Linked DNA regions of Homo sapiens: region 1 is linked to region 2. Evidence: read pairs that join two places in POLR2A ChIA-PET (ENCODE). Cell type or tissue: Caco-2. All regions are shown on one strand. Links, peaks and the distances in the headings refer to the core of each region. The heading gives the core; the rest is flanking DNA.

Region 1 (10,282 bases), core at 1,141-9,140, 64 kb after region 2:
AACACAAGAGACACCCAATCAATAGTTACTCAATGAATGAATGCACTCACGTCAATCTCCCATTGAGGACCTCCTCCTTCACCTGCTTATCCACTCTGGCTCACCAATTACAGAGAACATCAGAGGTCATCAGCAAGGTGGAATCTATTCGCTGTGGTTCAACTTTGTCTCCCGAACTGCATGGTAAGCATCTCCTACTTCTGATGTACCCCTTGCAGCACGGGACAGTGCTGGGAGCATAGCTGATAATCAATACATACTTGTAAATAGCATGATTGGCCTCCCTACTGGCCTTAGAGGCACTGAATCAAGTAGTTATAAACCCACCTGTACATGTAAAGCAGCCCCTGCTCTTTTCATGAGCCCTGGCTCCTCACCCCATCTCTGTTTAAGAGCTCTGGATGTCTCTGTTCTCGTGTGTTTAAGTGTATTGGCATCTGTTCTCTTTCTGGCTGTTGCTCATATAAAATCTATTTATTTCCTTTACTAGTGACCACTAAACATTATTGAGTGTTGTGCCTATCCAAAAAGAATGGACTATCACTCCCAATATATGTATATGTTTACTTATAAGTTATACAGATGTTTGAATATATTGTATACATTAACATCACATATAAGATATAGATACTAAAAAGGATTAAATAAATACTGAGGTTCTAACACTTTCTTCTGGCACCACAGAAGACCCCCTGCATCCCTCCAGGAGAGCTTAGTTCTAAGCTGGAGACTCCTGGCCAAGAGTCCAGAAACGCAACTCACTTATCTCCTCTGTTTGCGGGACACTTGTGCCTGCGGAAGATGAGGAAGATAATAGCAATAAAAACAACATTAAAAACAGCTGCCATTTCTTAAGTATTTATTATGAGCCAGGCACTGGGCTAAGACTTTTAAGCCAATTATTCTCATTTAAGTGGGTACTGTCATATTTCATAATATATATTATATATATAAATATATAAATATAAATATATAATAAATATGCAAATATATATTCATAGATTGTAGCTTACTTACCTATATGGTGCGGAAAATGGCAATGTTTGAGAATCCTCATATTTCTTTTTTTTTTTTTACCACTGAGATGGTATTTTAACTTCTTTCTCCATCTCCAAAGCCTGCTGATGCAGGAGTTGGGGTGCGGGATAGAACTGGCACTGAACTTGGAATCAAAAGATGTGGACTTGAATCCCAATCTGGCTCCTCAGGAACTAAGCAAGCCCCCTGAAAGCATTTCATGTTAGTGATGTCACTCTTCTCATCTGTAAAATGGGAATACTTTTAGGTATTTTGCCTTGCTATCATGAGGATTTAGTGAAAGGAAATGCTGCAAAGCATTAAACCTGTGTGTAGCGGAGTGTTCCATCCACCCCACAATCACTTGAGCCATGACATGCAAGAGTACCCATGTGAAGGTGTGCAAAGCGAGGCGGGAGAAGCCTCTTGGAGAAACCCCACTTTTCTATGGCTGATCCGGGGTCTTCCTGGCTTCAACCAGCGTCCCTTTCACCCATCATGCCCAAGGGCAAAGTACTATCAGGTTCTGGGATTGCCTTCTCTAGTATCTATCAGCTATGGCTACCAGTTGTCCTCTACAGGGAATGTCCTTCTTTTGGCCTGAAATGTCAGCTCTTCCTTCATTTTTCCTTCCTCATTCTTCTTCCAGAATCAAAAAGGAGACATAATTTTCCTTGTACAAAACACCAAGCCTTGTCCTTGCTATTACTCAAGCCTAAAGGAGAAGCAGTTCCATGTGGGCAATATTAGCAATGATGGCTGATTTTTTTTCTTTTGAGACAGGATCTCACTTGTCACCCAGGCTGGAGTGCAGTGGCATGATCATGGTTCACAGCAGCCTCAACCTCCCCAGTCTCAGGTGATCCTCCCACCTCAGCCTCCCGAGTAGCTAGGACTACAGGTGCTCAGCTAATTTTTTTGTGTTTTTTTGTAGAGATGGGGTCTTGCCATGGTGCCCAGGCTGGTCTGGAACTCCTGGGCTTAAGTGATCTACCTGCCTTGGCCTCTTAAAGTGCTAGGATTACAGGTGTAAGCCACCACGCCTGGCCAATGGCTGATCTTTGAAGCCCCAGAGAACAACGTAGATGAAATTTGTAGATGGAGAAAGAAGTTAAAATACCATCTCAGTGGCAAAAAAAAAAAAAAAAGAAATATGAGGATTTTCAAACATTGCCATTTTTCTGCACCATATAGGTAAGTAAGCTACAATATATGAATATATATAATTATATTATGAAATATTATAGGATGCATGAAGTTGCAGAGGAAGCATTGCACTTCATCTTTCATTCACAGGTTCATTCATCCTTTCAGCCCCAAGTCAGGTGCTGGGCAGATCCATGAAATAACAATAGTATCTCTTCCTCATCACTCCATGGTCAAAGCTTTAGAACCTGCCCAGGGAGCTGGGCTATGTCTGAAAGTTTAAAGAACCTGGTGGAGGACAGAGCTGCATGGCCCAGGACAGTTCCCCATGTATAAGCCGGGAGGCAGATGTCCATCCAGGGGGGTCTGAGGGAGGGCCTCTGTGCCAAGGCCTCATCTCCAATGGCCCCTGATAAAATTCCAGTATGCTGGCTGAGAGTGTGGCCCACGAATCTATTAGCACTTTAATATGAGCTAACTTATCATAGTCTCAGCAGGAGAACAGAATGGAAAAGGATCAGAAAGCAAATCAAGTAAGCTTTCGTATACTTAATTTTTTGGATTGGTATTATACTAACATGGTTCAAAATTGAAACTATGCAAAGGAGTACAGTGAGAGTTGTCCATACCACTTCCAAACTCCAGGTCGCCCATTTCCTTTCTCATGGCAACTACCATGAGCAGTTCTCAGATGTCCTTCCAGACAAATAAGCACAGTTTGCTGTCCTTCTTGTTTTTTTTTTACTGAAATGGAATTGTGTTATACATGCTGCTGGGTATCCTGCTTCTTTCATTTCATAGAAATTTGAGAATGTTCTGTGTGTTTTTAAAAGTATAATAGATCCTTAAGATTGTTTCATTGGTGTGCAACAACAAAAAAAACCCCACACATTTCACATTATTTTTGTTTGTTTGATCTTTTTTCTTTCTTTCTTTCTTTTTTTTTCATTTCACATTATTTTTTAATGGCTCCAGAATGTTTATGAGTATACCTTATGCTATTTGGCCGGTATCTTTCAAGTAGATATCTGGTGTGTTTCCAATCTTTTGCTATATAAGCAATACTGCAATTTTGCACACACTTGTACAATAAATTCCTAAAGGAGGAATTGTGTGTCAAAAGACATAGACATTTGTAGTTTTAATAGATATTACCAAATCGTCTTGCAATTTGTATGCATCTACACTTCCATCGTCAGTATATGAACACGCCTGCTCCTCACACTGTTGCCAACACGGTGTTAAGCTAGCAAATTTTGAAAATGGGCAAAAGGCAGGCCAGGCTCAGTGGCTCATGCCTGTGCCACTTTGGGAGGCCAAGGCAGGCAGATCACGATGTCAGGAGATCGAGACCATTCTGGCTAACATGGTGAAACCCCGTCTCTACTAAAAATAAAAAAAAATTAGCTGGGCATGATGGCACGCGCCTGTAGTGCCAGCTACTTGGGAGGCTGAAGCAAGAGAATCGCTTGAACCAGGGAGGCGGAAATTGCAGTGAGCCGAGATCGCACCACTGCGTTCCCACCTGGGTGACAGAGCAAGACTCCATCTCAAAAAAAACGAAAGAAAATGAGCAAAAGGCAAGAAGGTCCCCAGTATAGGGTGGTTAGGTCCTGCTCCATGTCCCGTGGAGGCTTGTGGTGCCTGGGGAGAAGTTAAAGGCCCTGGAGGTTGCCCTGGAGGAGAAGTCTGGCTGCCTAAGGGAGATGAAAAACTCAGACCAGCTCCACCTGCTTCTTGATCCTGCCAGAGCAAAACCAACAAAATAACTGACAATCCACAATCGCTTTGGGGTAGGTGCCAGGATATCCCTGCATCTTTCTCTGGGGAGGTAAAATCCAAATGTGTGTCTGAACCCAAATGCCCAAAGGCGATTAATTGCCCCAGTTTGCTGATCTTCATGCACTAGTGGCCTCTGGATTGGCTGGTATACAGTGCATGGGGGGACAGCCATAATTAGTTCTCTCCCTGCAGGCAGGGATTTGGTTTCTCCAACAAGATGGTGAAGTGTGAGAAAGGAGGGCTCCATCTTTGCCCACTCCCTCCTCTCACTCTTTTCTGCAAGGGTGATCTGATTAACTGGGGCCTCCAGTAACGGCCTCTGACCTCTGTCTTTTGGTCTTTTGGTCAGTAGAAGACAGGCTCTTCTTTAGCTTTCTGAGGACAAGGCTAGTCTTCTTTGGGGCTTAGATAGCAGTGTGAGTGTCAGAGGCTAAACCTAGCCCCCTTTCCCTTATCTTTGTTATCTGTTGGTTTCTCCTAAGGGATAGGCAGATATGGTGGCCCTATCTCCCCAGCACTCTCGGTACAGAACCAAAAGCACAGATAACCCTAAATACCACAAATGAATGGAAGAAAAGCCACATTTGTTTTTAAAGACCAAGAAAATGAAACCATAAGAAAGTTAACGGAAAATGTAGGTAAAAAACCTTTAAGGTGGGGAGAGATTTTTTTTAAGCATAGAGCAATAGAATAAGTGACAAAGTAAGCAATTGATAGATATAATTACACATACACACATATTTAACCTCTTAAAATTAAAAGACAATGAGTTTGGAAATTATTTGCAACAAAAACATATATCATTAATATATCCTTAATATAAACAAGCATAATATGTCCTAATATAAAAAGAGCTTTTAGACAGTAGTTAGAAAAAAATACTAAACTCTCAGTAGAAAAATGGGCAAAAACATGAAAGATAATTCACAAAAGAAAGCTGGAGTGCAGTGGCATGATCTCGGCTCACTGCAACCTCCACCTCCCAGGTTCAAGTGATTCTCATGCCTCAGCCTCCCGCATAGCTGGGATTACAGGCACGTACCACTACATCCAGCTAATTTTTGTATTTTTAGTAGAGACATGGTTTTGCCATGTTGGCCAGGCTGGTCACAAACTCCTGACCTCAAGTGATCTGCCCACCTCGGCCTCTCAAAGTGCTGGGATTACAGGCATGAGTCACTGCATCCAGCTGCCAATAAACATTTTTAAAGGTACAATTTTAGTGGTAATAAAAGAAATGAATGATAAAGCGAGATGCCACTTTTGTTTATCAAATAGAAAGATATTAAAAAGATATAATAGGTTGGGCACAGTGTCTCATGCCTACAGTCCCAGCACTTTGGGAGGCTGAGGTGGGAGGATCACTTCAGCCCAGGAATTCAAGACCAGCCTAGAGAAACACTGCCTTTACCACATTAAAAAATAAAAGTAGCCCAGCATGGTGGTGTGCACCTGTAGTACCAGCTACTTGGGAGGCTGAGGGGGGAGGATCATTGAGCTCAGCAAGTTGAGGCTGTAGTGAGCTATGACTGCACCACTGCACTCCAGCCTGGGTGACAGAGCAAGGACCTTGTCTCAAAATAATGACAATAATAATAATAATAATAACAACTTAGCAAGGGTGCAAAGTGGAGCACATCATTGATTAAAGTACAAATCAGTATTGAATTTTTCCATAGTAACTTATATATACACACATACACATCAATATATGCTCATAAATATATATATATTCTTTTCATATAAAATGAAGAAGTGACTAGAAGGAAACACCACCGTAGTGATTGTAAGAACAGTGTAAGTGATTGTGATTGCTTCTACTTTCTTCTAAGCTTCCAGAAATCAGAATAAAATACTTTCAAAATAGGAAATATTAAAAAGCATTTCAAAGCAAATAAAAAGTCCTGTATGCCAGCAGCCCCACAAAGAGAGGTTTTGAGTGCCATGCTATATTTTGAGTACAGCTGCTCAAAGCACATTGAGGGAATTTCTCACCAAAAAAAAAAAAAAAAAGAAGATTATGGGGGATTCGACTTCCTTTTCTAGAAATGTGTAGAGAATTCCCCCACAACAGTGAAAACTTTGCTGTAAATTACTCTCTTTTGGATTAGGAGGACCTAAGGCCCAGAACTTGTAGGAAGTGGGTTTGGTCTTGGAAATCCCAGCGTGGAGTTTCTCTATCTTGGAGTCAAGAAAACCCAGCTGTGACCTCCAGGCCTGGAATGTACGAGACACCCAATGCCACTGCCATGACATGACATGGTGTCCCATGGACACCAGCAGCCACAGAGTTCACTCACTGAGGTGTCGTCTCCTCCTCCACCATAATGATGGCTCAGCCACTCTCTCTGTCTGGTTCTGCCCCCACTGCCAACTGCCCAATCCCTGGCATGTTTCAACATTCAAACCCCTGGGAGAGAAAGGACCTGACTGGTTCAGCTACTCATCATTGTCCAAACTAAGTGTTCTCACAAACCAGTCTTCAGTACAAACATTAGCCAATCACCTGGAGCTAGAGGAACTGAATGAGGCCACTGGGGAGGGCTCCTATCTTTCCAGAAAGGGACTAAGATGGTTTCCCTCAAAAGAGATTGGAGAGATGAGAGGTACGCTAGGCCATGTATACAAAGAGTGGCTGGGTCCCACATGGAGACCATGGCTTAAGGACCTTTCCCCTAGGGTGTGGGAGTCCTTGAGCAAATTACTTAGCTTCTCTTCTGGAAGTTTCTACTTTCTCACTGATAAAGTGAGAATCTTAATTCAGCCTTTTTCATAGTATTATGAGGATTTAATGGGTAATGTACATTCAGCACTTATCACAATGCCTGCACATATGAGGCACACACTAAACCCTAACGGTTCTCGTTATATAATGCGTGTGAGCAGGAAGCAGGCTGAGTCGGTTGTGTCAACTGAACCTACCAGCAGATAGCGATGCAAGTTTTATTCACTGTCTCCTAAAATATGTTCATTTTCTCCTCCAGATCTTTGCTAACACCTAGACAGGGCTAAATATAGCTGATACTTTGAAAAAGGTGTTTTAAAGTGAGAATCTGCATTATCTCTGAATGAGTGATAGCTCACTCAGAAGCAGCATATTCTCTGAATTTAACAGGTCTCAAGTCCATCTCATCCCTGCTATTATTACCAACTATTGTTGGTAATACTTGCTGTTATTAGCAACTATTGATGGTAGTCCTATTATTCTTGGTAATATTATTGTTGGACTCTTTCTCTATGGTTCAGTCAGGCCTGAATTCCAATAATTAGCTAATAGCCAGCAAACACTAGCATCTTTCCAGACCAATAAACATTATTTTGACATTCTAATAGTAATAAGGATGCACTTATCAGACATATATTTTTAAATATGTGAAAACAAAGTCCAGACCGGGTGTAGTGGCTCACACCTGTAATCCCAACACTTTGGAAGGCCAAGGTGGGAGGATGGCTTGAGCCTAGGAGTTCAAGACCAGCCTGGGCAACATAGCAAGATCCCATTTCTATAAAAAACTTAAAACTTAATGTATCATCAAGGGACGCATCTGCAGTCTCAGCTACTCAGGAGGCAGAGGATGGAGGATCACTTGAGCCCAGGAGTTAGAGATTACAGTGAGCTGTGATTACACTACTGCATTCCAGCCTAGGGGACAGAGCGAGACTGTCTCTAACAAACAAACAAAAACAACAACAACAAAAACAATGGGCTGGGTGCAGTAGCTCACCCCTGTAATCCCAGCGATTTGGGAAAGTGAGGCGGGCGGATTGCTTGAGGCCAAGAGTTCAAGAACAACCTAGACAACAGCGAAATCCCGTCTCTACTAAAAAAAAAAAATTAGCCAGGCATGGTGGTGCATACCTGTAAACTCAACTACTCTGGAGGCTGAGGCGGGAGAATCGCTTGAGCCCGGGAGGCAAAGGTTGCAGTGAGCCTGTATTGCACCACTGTACTCCAGCGTGGGAGAAAGCGTGAGACTTTGTCTCAAAAAAATAAATAAATAAATAAAGGCTGGGCTTGGTGGCTCACGCCTGTAATCCCAGCACTTTGGGAGGCCAAGATGGGTGGATCACCTGAAGTCAGGAGTTCGAGACCAGCCTGGCCAACATGGAGAAACTCTGTCTCTACGAAAAATACAAAAATTAGCTGGGCATGGTGCCGCACACCTGTAATCCCAGGAGGCTACTCAGGAGGCTGAGGCAGGAGAATTGCTGGAACCTGGGAGGCGGAGGTTGTAGTGAGCCGAAATCACGCCACTGCACTCCAGGCTGGGTGACACAGCGAGACTCTGTCTCAAAAATAAATAATAAAATAAAATAAAATAAAATAAAATAAAACAAAAAGAAAAGAAAGTCCTGCACACAACTGCAGCTTATAGATCAGTATCAGGTGCTAATGGTTAACACACTGATGATATTGAGTATTGACATCTTTACTTGGAATCATATTTTATTATTTTAGCAAGAGTTATAATTTGTCTTCTAATCAAGCTATTTAAATGGCTTTCTGCATTCTGCCAAAATATTTCCTAAAATTCCACCAGTACAAATTAAGTCCTTTGTGTTCATATTTACCCATCCAGAGGCTCCTCTTTCAAAATGCCTAAAGAAGGGAGAGCCTGATGTTTCTAGGTCTTAAAACTCAAACCCTCTGTAGCCAAACTTATCTTCTACTTTAAACCAGCTTTTCTCCAGTATCTACCAAGCAGAAGCAATGAAATCCAGAAACCATGGCCTGCCCATCTTTGTCACTCCCTCTTCATCCTCTACAACCAAGGCCTGATACGCACCCACTGCCCCTCCTTCCTTCCCATCGCCCTCCCCACCCCCACATCTGCTAATTACTGCCTTGTGGCAGTCAGGGAGAGCCTCCTAAAACACAAATGTAGTCGTGGTGCTCCCCTGCTTAAACATCTTCCGTGCTTCTCCTTGCTCCCAGGACAGAGTCCAATCTGCAGCGTGGCCCGCCAGGACTTGTACGAGCTCTCCCAGCGTCCCAGCCCAGCTGTGTGTTGTACACTTCCCACTCCAGCCCCACACTCCAGTGTTATCAGCTGCTCTGTCTCCCATGCCACACTCTCACTGCAGGCTTCTGGCATCTTGTTTCCTCCTCCTAGGACACAGCCTCCCTCTCTTTTCACAGGCTAGCTTCTACCTACTTCCTTGTCTTGGCTCAGGCACCATTTCCTACAGGAAGCCTTCTTAGATCTTTAAGTGCCTTACTATGTGCTCCCATAGTATTTATCACATGGTTGGTTACTAACACCTCTTTATACTTCACTTGTATTTCTCTCTCTCAGCGGGTTAGGGATTACATCAATTTCATTCATGAGTATCTCCAGAACTTAGAGTGGTACCTTGACCACAGTAGGCACACAATTACTATTGAATGATTAACACATTAACAACCTTTGTCCTAGACTAGTAGTTCTTAACCATAATGAACCGTTGTCAACAACAACAACAAAAAAATTCCGCAGACTTCCCCATATAATAGCAGTTTGTACTTTTAAAATCAATTGATTAAGAAAATGCATAATGACCAAAAGTTATATTGAATTCAGTATAACATTGAAATAAATTTATATTTTATCAATGGTAACAGTACCCACATATATTCAAAGGCTTGGTACACAAGTGGAAGTTTCAGGCCCTTGCAGCCTCTCTGAGGTGTCCCTCCTCCATGGTGCAGCCTGCAGGGAATGAGGTTCTAAGGTGGGAGACAGCCTTAAAAGGGTCAGGGCCTCAGCTTTTCCTAATTCACAATTTTGCCTAGTGATGGACCTGTATTTGAGGACTAATGAAAACCAAGAATGACACTGAAAAGGAGAGTAAGAATGTAATTAGTATCTGGAAAGTAAATTCGTTTTCCCAGAACACATAGGTTTTATTCTAGTGGCTAGCCAGTGTTAAAAACTAATGCTGATGCAGGAAATTAGTCATCTTCGTGTACCCCAATTCCTGGGAATGGAGGGATGCCCAGGAGCCTGGTGGGAATAGGGGCTGTAGGCTGTATTCTTACAGTGTATCGGGTTCTCACGACTGGTGCTCAGACCTGTGGATCTTTTTCATTTCTTTTCACTTTGGGCCCTCACCCCCCTCCCCCGACCAACAAACCCACATTGCAAGGCAGCTCAGAATGGAAGCTGTGCCAGCTGATGTGGCCCTTTTGAAGGAGAGCTCACAAGAGGCACCCATGAACCCCCATCCAACCTTTCTACCAGCTCTCCTGTCCCGCCATGGTCATCGCTCACGTGGACTTCGCTAAAGCCTCTTCGCTTCCACTCTTACCCTTCTCCACCCTCCTCTTCTCACTGATCCTTTCAGAATACAAATAACA
Region 2 (10,282 bases), core at 1,059-9,058:
CCCACCCCCCGTACCTTTCATGTGAGTCCATTGCACTCTCTCTCCCTCCACTCCACCCTAGTACACACACAGGAATCCGTAAGGTCTTTTTAATTATGCACAGTTACAAACACCAAGTGATCTAAGGCAGCTGTTGTGTATTATCACCTACACAAGTAATGGTATAGATAGCATTGAACAGTCTTGTGCACATTAACTCACTTGGAAGAAAGCAAACCACCTTTTGCCAGTGTGACCAAACAGAAACCATGCTCTGTAATCTTCCTCTGCTGTATCTAATTCTCTTTTTTGGACTGCCTAAGCTGCTTTGATTTTTGTGTGCATATGAGTGACGCATGTAATAGATTATTCATTTGTTCAATGCAGGATTCTTAATTGAAAGCAGTTTTTCAACACCATAAGTAAAGAGAAAAGTATTTGAAATGAGAAAAAAAATCGTGTGTGTGTTTGTTAGCCTTTTGGGAAACTAAGACTTTTTAAATGCTTTTTTTCAACTAAATGAAAATCAAGATCAAGTTATAAATCCTTAAAAGAACAGGGGTTTATAATTCCCATTTTAGCAAGTTATTTGCCCAAAACAGTATGAATAGATGGTTTATCTTTAGTTGTGCATTTTTGATTGAGTGTTTTTAACTAAACAGTATGTGAGGGGGGTTGCCATATAGACTGTAGTTACCTGCTAACTCTGAAATACTAATTTGTCTTTAGAACACAGGGTGGGGGACTGGACAGCTTTTGAAGAATCCAGAAATACTTCCTTCCAAAACTTTCTTTACATAGAATAGATTTGAACTAATGTTCTGATTTTTTTTTTTTTTTTTTAACATTTTCAGATAGCAAAATTACTCAGTGGGAAGACCCAAGACTGCAGAACCCAGCTATTACTGGTCCGGTCAGTATTTTCAAATTCTGCCTCTTCAGTATAAGATTTTGGTTACGTGTTTACGTGTTTCTTGTGTATTACTGATAACGGTGATGTCAAGGGACAACGGTGATTGAGTAGTTGACTAGAAACAGAGCACTTTGCTGCCATCTCCTTACTGAAGTTTCCAGGTGAGGTACAGCTGCATGTGCCTTTTCAGATGGATTTCATTATAAAGGAAAACAGCTTGATAACGACAGCAGAATTAAACATTTTTCTTCTCCTTTATAAAAGGGTGGACTATAAGTATAGTCAAAATTCCCTCCCTTCCTTTTTATATGAAGCAAAACCAAGCCCTATCTTCATAAAGTGTTATCATTTCTTTAGGCCAGGAGTAGTAAATGTATGCCAAAAGTTTAAATCTTTTACAACTTTCAAAAATCTGTAGAAGTTTGGGTGAGATTATAGCTAAGTTCAGGAGCTGGCAGAGTTAAGAGTTTGGAACTCTGCCGACCCACAGTGTTCTCATGGTCCCCTCATATATGCCGGGTGGAAAAAGAATCAATTCTGATGCAGGCGTGATGACCTCTTAAAACACCGTAGCACACTGTGTTCATAAGGCAGTGTGAGAACCCCACTCCCTGAAGCATCAGGAGACATTTGGTATCTCACACTTGTTAACAAGTCTGTAGAATGGGACCACACTCATCAGCAGAGAGCACACCACCAGCTTTTGTCAGTGGCTATACGAGTGCAGGGAGGTAATTTGGAATTACAGGAGTTGTACTGCGATCAGCAGAAGATTGCAAATTTGGGATTCTTAGACCAGAGGAGCAAAAGGAACTGAAGTTTGTTATATCACATGCTGAGCTAAGAGGCCAGTAGGTAGATTTAAAATTCCAATTTCATGGCTTTAATCTGATTCCATTCAAATTATGTTTTGAATTAGTAAGATACATCCATTTGAAAACTTAAAAGATACTACATTGCAAATGTGCCCCGGTAACTGACTCCTGTTAGTTACTTGTTGGATTTGTTTAGTCATTTGGGTACTATTTCCTAGGCAAAGTGCCCAGTAGTACCTGGGTAAAAACAGTCAACTTTTTTCTCTATGCGGCTTAAACACTGCCTTACTCTGATGCTTCCTTTTGATATATATATATTCGCAGTCACAGTTGTTTATTGGAATATTATTTTCTCTTCTACATCATTAGAACAAGGTAAATTCAAGAAACTATTCTTTTTAAGTGACAGAAGACTTTTGACATAACTTTGAAGCCTTTTCAAAATATTTTTATCACTTATCAATTACCGGCCGTCACTCAAACACTGCTAGTCCTTATTAAATCTTACTGAAAATTGCTCAGCATCATAAAGCCAAGTAGATTTGCCCCCAAGAAAGAGCTCTCTGCTTTCTGTTAATAAAAGACCCTTGTTTATTCCTTCATTTTTATTATTATTATTCATTATATTGCTTTCAATAGAGGAGAATCTGTATTTAGGTAGTTATCAACTTAGTGTAGACATTTGGCCTTTGTTGTCATTCAGTTCTAAATATTTGGCAATTTTCATTTGATTTTTCTTCTTGACTTATACATTATTTAAAATATGCTTTTTAGTTTCTAAGAGTATGGGAGGGTTGTGCCTATTCATTTTTTTTTATTGATTTCTAATTTTATTGCATTATGGTCAGATAATATTGTCTAGAGAATATTTATTATTGGATGTTTATTTAAAACTTCATTGGAAGCTTGATCACTTTTTGTAAATGTTCTTTTTCTTTTTAAAAAGAATGTGTATTGTGTCTTTGGTTGAATATAGAGTTCTTTTTGTGTCCATTAGGTCAAGCCTGTGGTGTTCAAATTATCTACATTCTCATTGCTATTTTGCTATTGGATCTAATCAAGATAGTTCTGTCAGTCTCTGTGGTGACTGTTGCCCTGTCGATGTTGTCTGAGGTGTATATAACTACATTCTCTTTCTCTGTTCGTATTTGCTGTTTAGCATATCTTTTCTCTCTCGCGATATTTTATCTTCTTTCTTGCCTTTTGTTCAATTGATAGAGTACTCTCTATTTTATTTTCTCTATGTGCTTGCAGGCTGTACTTTCTATTTGTATTCTTATAGCTCTCACATTAAACTGTGTAACCCACATACTTGACTTAGGGTTAAAATGAATCACTGTCTACTCTCCTTAACATCAGGACCTCAGGGAACTTGAATGCCATTCTTCCCACTCCCATTTGCCACGTCATTGTTGGGTGGAATTTTAAAACTACCTTGCTTTAAACTTTCCTAATAGTCAAATAGTCATTAATATGTTTTATCTTTTTTCTCCCTACTGTCCATACTGATTTAATTTTACCAAATGTAGACAAATTTCTTTGCCCACCATTGGTTTGCCCACCATTGGTTCTTCCATCCATTTTTTTTCTGGGGTGAGTTTTGATCTTAGTGAAGCCTAGTCCAGTTTATGGTTCTTACTGTGTGGTCTGCTGACCAGAGTATCAGTATCGCCTGAGAGCTTGTTGGAAATGCAAGTTTTCAGGTCCTACCCCAGACCTACTGAATCAGCACCTCTGGGGGTGGGACACCAGTCTTTGTTTTAACTGCTCTCCCAGGGATTCCAGTGCCCCCTCAGGTTTGAGCACTTCTGCCCAGCAGCACTGCCAGTGACAGTCTGAGAGTGGTAATATCTCTTAGTCTTTGACTCAAAAGGTCTCATTTGACCTCTCTGAAGTTCAGCTGATGATAGAAATCTTGGTTAAATTATTTTCCCTCAGTGCTTTGGAGATTCTCCTGCATGTCTTCTGGCCTCCATAAATGATGATAACAGGTTTGCTGTCAATCTCATTGTCGTTTCTGTGTAGGTAAATGGCTCTGTTCTCTAGTGATTTTGAATTTTTATTTGTGTCTTAGATGTTTTACAATTTCGCTATCATCATGTACCTATGTGTGGAGTTCTCTTCATTTATCTTGCTTTGGACTCAGGCTTCTTCAGTATGGGGATTGTGTCTTTCCTCTGTTCTGGAAAATTCTCAGCTATTATTTCTTAACATACTGCATTTTTCCGATTCTCTCTAAGTATCTGTTTCTGTAACTCCTATTGGACATTTACTTCTCTTTCACATTGTCTGCTTTATCTCTTAACTTTTGTGTTTTCTGTCTCTCACTGCTGTATTGTGAGTTATTACTTAGCTCTTCCAGTTAATTCTTTAAGCTTTTTTTGTAATCTCTTTATCAGTTCATTGTGTTTATTATTTCAGTGACTAAATTTAATTGCTCAAAGTTTTATTTGGTCGTTTAAAATTTGCTTTTGTCTTCATAGTTATTTTGTCCTGTTCTCTTTATCTCTTTATTTATTTTTGATGCTTTCATCTGCTTATTATTTTTAAGATATTTATTTCTTAGCCTCTTTGAGATTATTCTATTATCTCTGGTCCTAGGATCATTAAATCTCCCACTACGTCTGTAGACTCTCCTTAAGAGTGTAGATTATTGCCTAGTTCAGTTTATAATTTGTGTGTGTGTGTGTGTGTGTGTGTGTGTGTACATGCATGCAAGAGGGAGAGAGAGAGCATGAGCAAGCTCATTTTTTTTTCCTATGAGGCTTTTGTAAGTCCTGACCTGTATTTACTGTTAACTTCTTAGCTTGGGTTCATGCACCCCCAGTCAGTATAACTGTGGACCTCATACCCACTTTGGCACAGGCTTGGAGTATGGATTTATTACAGGTCTGTTTCTTTTTGTTTTTCTCCCATTTATGGTCCTGGACAGAAGGTAAGCTTCCTTGCAACTTCCCTGGTCCGGTGGGTAGAGTTTTCTTGTCCCCTTTCCAGATGTTAGGTTTTAAACAATGACTGTTCTTTCTCCATCATGTAGACCAAAGGCCAAGTTCTGTGTCCCCATGGGAGATTAAAACCCAAGCCCCTATGTCTAGGTCCAGTGCCCACTGATTTCTCTAATTGTGAGTCTTTCTGCTTACCTAGTACCTAGAGTTTCTCTTCCCAAGTTTTAAAAATATCAGTTCTAAGTAGGCCTAGCGTTTCTACATATTTTTAGGGAGAGGGGACCCTTTCTGTGGCAGCTCAGTGTTCAGCATTCCTGTAAGTTAGCATGCTCTGTGTATAGCAGATATCACTAGTAATAGCATTTAGTAAGTGATGTTCACACATGCTGCTGTCATGAACACTATCTCATGTTGTGTAACACTTTCATTTTTCCAAGAACTTTATAATCAGCCGACTTGAAACTCACAGTCGTCCCCTCAGAAAGGCAGGGCAAATGTTGTTATTTCCAATTTGTCAGAAGCTCAGAAAGCTTATTCTGTTGCTGACAGTCCTTGCAAGGGTCAGAATCAGGACCGGAGCCCCAGATGCGCTGGTGTCACTGATGTCCCCGTGCCGGGCATGAGCCCTTCTGTGCAAGGAGCTCCAATGTCTCCCGGCCAGTGATGATGTGAAAACATTTAGAACCGACCTACACAATAAGGCAGATTTTCATTCTGTACCCAAAACAGGAACACAGATTTAATGCAGAGCAAAAGGGCTTTAATCAACAGATATGTTCATTTTTCACGTAGACCTATTTTACAAGCTAACTTGTAAGCCAGAAAATGACATTCGAGATTTTCAAGTGAGAACAAATGATTTGGTCCAATAATTAAAAAAAAAAAAATGTACGTGTAATCTCTTCAGAAGCTGCACTGGAAGGATGTTTGTCCTGGTACGTTGTTGGAAAGTTTTCAGGAAGAGAATGTAAAAACTTGCTCTTCTTATTCTATCATGAGAACTACCTCTGGAGAGAAAAGATAATGAATGCAAGAGGAAGACAGTGATTTTTCAGCTTTCACGCATCATTCCCCAGAAGGAGAAAGGCTTGAAATATCTCAACATTTCCGCCCACACCTCCTCAGCCCCTGCCAGGAGACAGAGCAGGCAAGGGAACGGGCATCATAGGCTGGGGGCCACATGTTGAAATCTGCTCCTTGGGGAATTTGTCATTTAAGACAGTCGAACTTGCATACACAGTGATGACTGTTTAAGCTTTTTTTCCAACATTTTCAGGAGTAGGGGGAACTGTGATGTAACAGTGATGTTTGGAGAACCCTCACGAATACAGGAACAAACAAAAAATAGTTGCTGGGAATCACAGACTTTCAGAAATAGAAGAGCTGAGTCACGTTTGTTCATCCAGTCAAATTCTTCCACTTAACAGTGAAGAAACTCCTTAGTAGAGAGGATGTGATGCAGAGCCAGCTGATGAGAGTCTACCCGAGAGTGCAGGCCTTCTAACGCTGGCAGGAGAGAGTGGAAGGAAGTCACTTTTTTAGTTCCTATGGGGTCATTTTTTTCCTCATGGCACTACCACGGTTTATTCATTGATTTCCTATTGCCTGTTGCTCTCAACAGCTTGTGAGCTCCAGGAGGGAACTGGGAAAGCTACCTTTGGTTTATGTACTGTTATTTTTCTGGCACCTAAAATGCCTTGCACAGAGTAGGTGCTCAAGAAGTATCGGTTGAATGGACGAGAATGAACACCAGAAAGTGAGAAATAAACTAGAGAGGAAATCTTAGTTTGTGACGGGATGTACTGTTGGTAGAGCAGAAAACATGATCTCTTTATTGGCTTATGTCAGAACATTGTATTCTTTTTCTTATTTTGGTGGTTGTCCAGGTATTAACAAATTTATACCTTGCCTAGACTCAGAATTGCTATGTGGTTTCATCAGACTAAACACTGCCTAAAATAAATAGGATGTGAGGTCAAATCTGTTGTTCAGTGGAAAATCAAAGAAGACTGGCTTAAAAACTAAGAAAAGACCATAGGCAGTGTAAATTGTCTATAGATTGCTCCTAAGCTATATAAAGATGATGTATTTTTTGCTCTGGAATTACAGAGCAAAACACTGACGTGCTCATTTTCTGGAAGAGTGGTTGTTTGTTTTGTTTCGGGTTTTTTATATAAACATGTCTTAAAACTATAAAAGAGGGAAGTTCATGTTCTTCATTTCTTCTGTTTCTGGTCAAGATAAGTATGGTGAAAGTGTAAGGTTTGGAGTCTGGAGATACTAGACTAAGGATCAGTATATTTTATTAACTTAGGCCGAAATGATAACAGCAGAAGTATTCTCTGCTGAAATTCATACTAGTGGCTAAAAAGCAATGAGTTGTTTTCGAGGCTGTCATAGTTAATGTCTGTGTATATGCAAAACCCAATCCTTTTTGCTCATAAAAATATCGTAAGCTTTTTCAGTAGCCAAAACTCACGGCCCTGACTCTAAGATATTGTAAGCTACTTTACAAGGTAGCAAATAAAGATTATTTAAATGACTACATTAACATGTTACTCCTTTGCCTGAAGAGATATCACAACTTTTGAATGACTATAGTTAACTCAATTCCTGAGCCCTCAACTGGGGTACTATCACTCTATTTCATAGATAAAGCATTTGAGATTTAAAGAAATCCTTGCCCAAGACCACTAAATATTAAGGGACAAACCTTCTGACTTCTAAATTGAGGATTTTTTGAGAATGCCATCTGCCTGATTTTATATTCCTTGATAGGAGTGTCAGTTCACTTCCCTTTCTGCTCGTTGTATTTCCCCACAAAAATTCGTTAAACCGTAATTAGACTTTTCAAAATGCCAACGTAGGTCATTCTGGGTTGTATGTTAGAAGTATTTAGCCAATAACTCTTACCTAAACCACAGCAAAAAAGAAAAACAGAAACACCCTGACTCATATTCTGACAAAAGTCACTTGGAAAGCATGTTTAGTTTGTGTAGCGTACCCCAAATGGTTTCTCAAATAGCAGTATAGCTGTTTTCAGGGGTGAAAGCTGCATTCAAAGCTGATTAGCCCTCATCAGTTCTAGGACTTTCCCCTGTGCTGTGTAGACATTATCTAATTTTTCCATGGATAATCTGAGAAGTGAGAATTTACGGTTTATGACTCATGAAATTCTCTTGAATGTTGCCTCAGTATACATAAAATTTCAGGTGTATTGTTTGCATTATCTATATTTATAAATTTATCTTCCAGGCTGTCCCTTACTCCAGAGAATTTAAGCAGAAATATGACTACTTCAGGAAGAAATTAAAGAAACCTGTGAGTAATCATGCCTTCCAAAAATGCTTTGTGTTAGTCATTTGTAAGTTACCACAGTCACTTCAGTGAGAACAACTTGGTTGTTACTTTTATATGAATGCTAAAAATATTACCTTCCTTTTCTCTCTGCACTTTGATCCTCCTGGTTCTAAAATCTGAATTTTCTTTTTAACAGAAATGGTAAGTGAAAATTAACTCAGTGTTACATATCAAATCACCTGAAGGGTAATTTCCTATGTAATACATAAAAAGACAGGAATGATTTTTATGGGATATAAAATAATTCAGAACCCTAGTCACAAAATCTGTGGAAGCCTATTCAATTATGCGCAGTTATCATATTTAATTAACCTGGATCCCGGTAAGAAAAATGTTCAAGTCCTTCCTTGTAAATGCAAAAGCTTAGTTTCAACTACAGTATTTATAATATAGTGTTATATTTAATTATAATAATTGGCAGTATTACGTCCAAATGTAATTTTCTACTTATAATTATCCCTGGCAGTTTAAAACCTAGAAACTCTAAAAATTTTTATGGGCAACATTTTAAATTATAACATTGCATTTTCTAATGACACACCATCCCCAAATTGTTCAACATTGCATCCTCTGTTTTACTTTCCGATTCCTCCTTAGCAGTTTTCTCTTCAATTTTCTCCATCACTATGGTTACACCTCTAGGGAGGGGAGAGAAGCGGCTGCAGCTCAGACCCCCTCTGGTGGCCTGGGCTCCATTGCCATCTCTCCCTGCCTCCTCCCCTCAGCTGGTTCCTCCTGCCCGGGAACATCTCTGGATGGGGCACAATGTCTGCTCTCATTTAGGGGTTTTGGTCTCTGTTCCAAAGTCCTGATTCAAGAGCTTGCGGGTAACTGCTATTGAAATGATTCTTTGCCTTCAAAACTCAAATGATCACTGAAAATTCCACAGTTTTCTTTGTGAGTCATGTCCCCTGGTAATGATGATGACTGTGGTCATCACCCAGTCTCACTCTATGGCTCTCACATAGCAGTGTCTGCTACCCGGAAACCATCTCTGCACATTCATTCTTACAGCCAGACCAAGCCTGGACCGCCTCTTTGCAGGAGGCAGTTGCCACAACCTTGGTCAAGTGTTTTGTTATTTTCATGTCAGCGAACCATGCTTTGGGCTGCTTTCCCCACACTTGGCATAATCAGGATCCCACTCCCCATGGCAACAAAATGGACTTGAGGCAGCGTGGATTATATCTACCACCTGGCGGCCCTGCCACAGTTGAGCATGGATAGGCCCAACCTGGCCAGGTGGGGATTATTACAGGTTTTGACTACCTGGGCTAAAGTCTCTTGAGTGAAGCAACAGATACAGTCGACTGCCTTTCGGTTGCCCTATGCTGGAGAAGTGCCCACAGTTGTTTATTAAAGGGGGCAAGGAGGATGTTCTCCTTCGCAGCAGAGTTCTAACTTTCCTGAGCATCGCTAGTGGATGCCGTGTGTCCCATCGTGACACAGCAAGGCTTTCTGTCTGCAAGGGAAAACCCCTAAAGGAGAGAATCTCAGTTGGAACCATTTGTCACTGCCTGTTTCTTTGAGGACTGCCAACTTTTCTACCATTTGCTGTTGTTTTTATTAGAAAACAAAGTGTGTATTTACTGTATGATTATGTGTTTTCTTTTGTCTTTTGTGTAGGCTGATATCCCCAATAGGTTTGAAATGAAACTTCACAGAAATAACATATTTGAAGAGTCCTATCGGAGAATTATGTCCGTGAAAAGACCAGATGTCCTAAAAGCTAGACTGTGGATTGAGTTTGAATCAGAGAAAGGTCTTGACTATGGGGGTGTGGCCAGAGAATGGTTCTTCTTACTGTCCAAAGAGATGTTCAACCCCTACTACGGCCTCTTTGAGTACTCTGCCACGTAAGTATATGGCCACACCCAGTGTGTGTCCCCCACTGAGACAGTTGTATGAATTTAAACAGAATGAAAGGATAAGCAGCTCATGAGTTCGAGATGCATTAACTCTGCTGAGTTTGTTCTCTCCTCACCCCACAGCCCCTTGCAAGTCTAGAACAGGTTCTGACTCTACGTGGTGAAATAGTGTACTCTGCGAACATCTAACATTGATTTTTTTTCTTGTCTATTGGGTTCATGGAGTTGAAATTGAAAACGTGGATAATTATGATAAGGAACAGGAGGCGATTTTCATTTGCAGTGTTCAAGAGGAGGACTTGTCAGTGTTAGAATTCAAAAACAAAGGAGGTGTTTTTTGAACAAGAGTCGTTTCTGAGGTCTCCTGTGTAAAGGCAAATTGTAAGGACTTTGAGGACCTAG

Evidence for each region. ChIA-PET counts read pairs that join two places held together with the same protein. Peaks named below come from ENCODE experiments on the same cell type or tissue, not always from the same donor. Only the 100,000 strongest peaks of a DNase experiment are listed, where the experiment ranks them.
Region 1: POLR2A ChIA-PET joins it to region 2 with 8 read pairs; 4 of 35 experiments call an interaction of 5 or more read pairs at or near these places.

Annotation. Positions count from the first base shown.
Region 1 is chr18:58,420,674-58,430,955 of GRCh38, forward strand. No RefSeq gene overlaps it. Among named protein-coding and RNA genes, the nearest start is that of MIR122HG, 20 kb to the right of the region's middle. In Caco-2, for the core only: no CTCF peak of the experiment used is centred there; a DNase peak (open chromatin) is centred at 4,428.
Region 2 is chr18:58,356,361-58,366,642 of GRCh38, forward strand. NEDD4L (NEDD4 like E3 ubiquitin protein ligase) reads left to right here. Exons shown (of 31, transcript NM_001144967.3): 19 at 834-892; 20 at 7,908-7,973; 21 at 9,639-9,868. Among named protein-coding and RNA genes, the nearest start is that of MIR122HG, 85 kb to the right of the region's middle. In Caco-2, for the core only: no CTCF peak of the experiment used is centred there; no DNase peak of the experiment used is centred there.